2 separate regions of the Homo sapiens genome follow, and region 1 is linked to region 2. A link is a loop called in an ENCODE intact Hi-C map of the cell type or tissue named here. Cell type or tissue: ascending aorta. All regions are shown on one strand.

Region 1 (2,500 bases), 63 kb before region 2:
TACCACTGCACTCCAGCCTGGGCAACAGAGTGAGACTCTGCCTTAATAATAATAATACTAATAGTAACAAAAAGGAGAGTAACAGTAGTTACGCTCAGGTCATTGAGTGCCAGCTCGGAACTGAACTTTGCATTCATTGTCCTCTTGAGTCCTGCAACGTAGGTTTGATCATCACATTGTTTTAGATCCAGCCATTGGCAGAGGTATGATTTGGCCCAATCCACTCACTTGAAAGCTCCCACTCCCTGTGGCCACTCCTTTAAAACAGAGCCTTGCTCCTCAAAATATGGTCTGATCACCTGCAGCGTGGGCATCCCCTGGGAGCTTGTTGGAGCAGCTCAGGCTCTGTCCCAGACCTATTCAAGCCAAATCTGGATTTAGCAAGACTCTCGAGGGATTTGTATTCAAGTAAAAGTTTGAGGAGCACTAGTTTAGATGATTCTGCTTTAGAAAAAACTTTCCCTACGCGTTAATACTTATCAAGTGTTCCCTTGCTTTATGGCTGAAGAAGGAAAGCATCACACTAAGGATGGAGAGAAGGCTGTCCTGGTTGGGGAGGGTGGAGTCCTTGCTCTACTGAGAGGGTGTGCATTTCTGAACCCTTGTTGCCTGTTTCTCTCCTTGAAAACTGAATATGTCATAGGATGTACAACACCAAGGGTGAGCCCTAACACGGACTATGGACTTTGGATTGTAACCAACGTAGCACTCTGGTGCAGGATGTGGGGATGCGGATAGTGGGTGGGGCTGTGCGTGCTGGGGGAACAAGGGGTCTGTGAGAGCTCCGTACTTTCTGCCCAATTTTGCTATGAACCTAAGACTGCCCTAAAAAATAAGGTGTATTCAAACCTGAACACACCTTAATGTATTCAGGCTGTGGGCCTTGCCGAAGATGGGACAGCTAGTAAGATAATGCCTGTTAAATTCTTTTTTAAAAAAATCATTTGGATAAAAGTGCTTTTGAAAGACAGGGTTTTGTCAAGTGCTATGATCTCATCATCTGGCAGCCCCGGCGGGCAAGGAGTCCAAGGGAAACCCAGGGCGTTGACAAGTGGGTGACTCAGGTGCCGGCCCTGCTGGCGGTGAGCAACTGCGGGGTTGGAACCCGTGGGAGGGGCAGGGAGATGTGCTGAGCTCCTTTCTGGCCAGTGCTGATGTCATCAAAGCCCCAGGGCTAAGGCTGTGCTTTCCACCTGCCCTCAGAAGCACCAGTACTCCTGGTTTCTTATTTATTTATTTTTTCTCTTCTCTCTGGTTTTCTGGGTTGTGTTTTCCCCTTTGTTCTTAAATAGTTAGTTGGGACCTGTGGTAGCTCTTTCAAGGGCTCTGCTAACACAGGACAGCCCTGGACCTTGGCTTATAGGGACTTTATATCCTCATTGTCAGTCCCTGGGGCAGTTAATATGCCTGAAACGCCCTCCACTCCCTCTTAAATGTGTGTGTGTGTGTGTGTGTGTGTGTGTTTGGTTTATTTAATACTATTCTGTAGCATAGGTAAAAGGCTTTAAAAAAACCTTTTCTGCTATCTCATTTGATTCTAAAGACAGTGTCTGGTCAATGGATGGGTGATGGTATTAGGAACACAGGCTGGGTGTCAATCATCCTCCAGTTAATGCAGAAAGAAGGATTCAGTGAGTGAAGTGACTTGCTTAAGGGCACACAGCTCTGTGCAGGTGGGCAACGTGGGAAGGCTCCCAGGGCTCTCCCTTACAAATCCCCAGGCATCTGGCTTCCTAAGCCTGAGGCCTTACTTGTCCTGCCTAAATACTACTAGGTCAGCAAAACTTGTTAGCCATAAAGAGAGAACACTAACCCTGTGTGTCACAGGGGATTCAGGATCAGGGTGGTAGAAACCAATAGGGCCATTTTTTCCTCTGGGCTGTGCTGTTTCTGCCAAGCACCTTCTTGTTTTTATCCATAATAAAAATAAGTGCTAAGTTTTTCATTTTACTTATTTTTTAGATTTTGGGTGTGTTGCCTAGGCTGGAGTGCAGTGGTGTGATCATTACTCACTGCCGTCTGCAGTCTTGACTTTCCAGGCTCGCTACAGCCTCCAGAGCAGCTGGGATTACAGGTGCACACCACCACAGCCGGCTAATTGTTTTTTTTTTTTTTTAGAGATGAGGTCTTGCTGTGTCACCCAGGCTGATCTTGAACTCCTGGCCTCAAGTTATCCGCCAGCCTTAGTCTCTCAAGTTGCTAGGATTATAGGCGTGAGCAACCAAGCTCAGCTGGTGCTAAGTTTTAAGAAATAAAATAACCAGAAAAATTAGGCCAAGTGAAATAGTTCAACTTAGCTTAGCAATGGCAAGCTCAGGTCTTTTCCAAATAATGAGGAAACCTGGTGAAACCACAGTAACCTCAGTGAGCTGTGGCCTTTGCTGACGAGATGGGTGATCAGAATTTGAGGCAAATGGTCCAAGTAGCTGTTTATCGTCTTCAACTTTCACAGCTTCCATTCCAAGCCAATAACTCACTTCTGGGCCCCACAAGTGACCTG
Region 2 (2,500 bases):
ACTGAGTGGATGGGGGTGTCACTAATTTGGGGTATTTTTTTAGAATAAAAGAGGAAGAGAGCAGGATTTGAAAGTGGAAGATGATACGCTACTTTTGAAAAAAAATTTTAGCTAGATACAGAATTTATAATGTAGGAATATGATACAAATGTGCTTCTATTTTATTACATCTGGAATTCAGTAATCAAATACATTATTTGTGATGACTAAATCCTCAGAAAGCATGTCTAAACTGGAAGTTGTACAGTCAAAGATTCTCAGCCAGGACCAAGCAACATCTGAGCCCAAATTACCTTTATAATTTAAGACAGGAAGGAAGAGAATTTTAAAAGATTGAGGAGGGAGACTGGATAAAGGAAAAACACAAAAATAATAATGATAACGCTAATACAATGTTTAAAACCCCACTGCTTTCAGATACCAGTTTCTACCTCTTCCCTGACATTTCATTAATTGTATTTCAATCTCTTTTTTCCACTATCCTCAGATGGAGATTCCAGAATAAGTGGTAAATAGCAAAAAGTAAAAAATAAAGCCAGTAGAAGAAAGAAGGAGAAATAGGGAATTGGATAGTCCACAAACTGATAATTCACCCACTTAAGTCAGACAGATCTTGGAATATCAAGTAAGTGAGAGTGGGAGAAATTAAGCACAAATCTGGGGATATGTCCACAAGATTAGTGAATCTGTGGACTTCAAATCCTCATGCTTACTTGCGTGGGTTAAACAGCCTAAAATGCTTACTTGTTTTTGGAGTTTAATCTCTTTGAGATTTAGTCATCTTATTTTGGAGGGTTTTGATAGTAGTGAGAAACGGTGTTTGGTTTCTGCTCCAAATCTAGTTAAATAAGAAATTGAAAGTGGGAAGGAGAAGGTGCATACAGTTTCCTTTGCTGAAAATGGATCAGTAGTACCATCCTAGCATACAAAGGACTTCTTAGAGTTATCATTTGATGAGGTGCCCAGGGAGAGTGCTGATGTCAGCCGGGAGAGGGCCGTGGGTGGGTGTCCCCCGGCTGACTTCCTCTCTTTCCTCTCTCTGCCAAGGCTCTGCCGTCCAAACCTGTAATCCCGCCCAGGCAATTCCAGTTCTGGGTGTTTCTTAAGCAAATAGAGTAAACCATGCCAGCATTAGGGGTTGCCACCTCTTAGAGGTTGTATTCCAGGGCAAGTACTCATGACTTCTCATGACTCAATCTCATCAGTTTCTTCTATGCTTTCAATTTCTTCCTCTTCCAGCTTCTTAAACACTTATATCTGTATGTACATCTATATGTGCAAATAGCACCTATAATATGCCGTCATGTTTTCTAATGATCTCCTTGGTGAACTGTAGCACTTTCTTTCTTTCTTATTTTTCTAGAGACGGGATCAGGCTAGTCTCAAACTCCTGGCTTCAAGTGATCCTCCCACCTTGGCTTCCCAAAGTGTTGTGATTACAGGTGTGAGCCATTGCACAGGGCCTCAGTGTAGCAATTTCTTATTGGCTGTCACATTTTCTAGTAGTTTCTCAAACCTATATTGTACTGTTCAACTATATGGGAAGCTTTTGATGATGGGAAAAAAATCTGTCAGCTGTTCCCCGTATAAGCATCTTCTCCACCTTCCTCTCCCTGCCCCTGAACCTGAGTCCAGCACACGGCAGGCAGGTGTGTAACAAATGCTTGTGAATTGTGAGGCAGTGTCTCTGATATGAACATCTGCAAAGCCTCCAATAGGGAGGGGGAAAAAATCATGAATCTTAAAGTCAGCTGATAAAAAAAGAAGAAAAGAAAAATTGTATGTTAAAGTGCAGAACATAAGGTTTCTACACAAAATGAAAACAAGTATTGGCCGGGCGCGGTGGCTCATGCCTGTAATCCCAGCACTTTGGGAGGCCGAGGTGGGCGGATCACAAGGTAGAGAGATCGAGATCACCCTGGCCGACGTGGTGAAACCCCATCTCTACTAAAAAAATACAAAAAAAGCCGGGCATGATGGCAGGCGCCTGTAATCACAGCTGCTTGAGAGGCTGAGGCAGGAGAATCACTTGAACCCGGGAGGTGGTGGTTGCAGTGAGCCAAGATCGTGCCATTGCACTCCAGCCCGGGCAAAAAGAGTGAAACTGTGTCCCCCCAAAAAAAAAAAAAAAAGAAAAAAGAAAACAAGTATCTCTCCCTTAAAGGAGGCCGTCTCAATATTTTTAGAAAGGATAATAATAGTAATAAGTGCCTGCCATGTGTCAGGCACTGTTCTAGGCACTTTACATGTTTCATTGTATTTGATGCTTGAATAGTCCTTTGCTTATTATCTTCATTTTACAGATGAAGGAACTGAAGCACGAAAAGGTGAAATAACTTGCCCAACTTTGGAGTTAGATTTCATACTTTGGCAGTTTGACTCCAGAATATACACTTCTACCTTTGTGTCCCATTTAAATCTGTTTCTCCCTACAAGGTCATTCTCCTGTGCTTTTCTTCTAGAAGCTTTATTATTTTAGGGTACATGAAGATCTATACCA

The links. A loop is a pair of places that touch in the nucleus more often than their neighbours do. Peaks named below come from ENCODE experiments on the same cell type or tissue, not always from the same donor. Only the 100,000 strongest peaks of a DNase experiment are listed, where the experiment ranks them.
Region 1: a loop joins it to region 2, with 2.7 times the contacts of the local background. A loop is called at or near these places in 12 of 110 quality-filtered maps.

Annotation. Positions count from the first base shown.
Region 1 is chr18:22,222,764-22,225,263 of GRCh38, forward strand. The region is part of intron 2 of LOC105372017 (a long non-coding RNA gene); the gene reads left to right. Among named protein-coding and RNA genes, the nearest start is that of GATA6, 54 kb to the left of the region's middle. In ascending aorta, no CTCF peak of the experiment used is centred here; a DNase peak (open chromatin) is centred at 1,068.
Region 2 is chr18:22,285,718-22,288,217 of GRCh38, forward strand. No RefSeq gene overlaps it. Among named protein-coding and RNA genes, the nearest start is that of GATA6, 120 kb to the left of the region's middle. In ascending aorta, no CTCF peak of the experiment used is centred here; a DNase peak (open chromatin) is centred at 1,084; H3K4me3 peaks cover 520 bases; H3K27ac peaks cover 879 bases.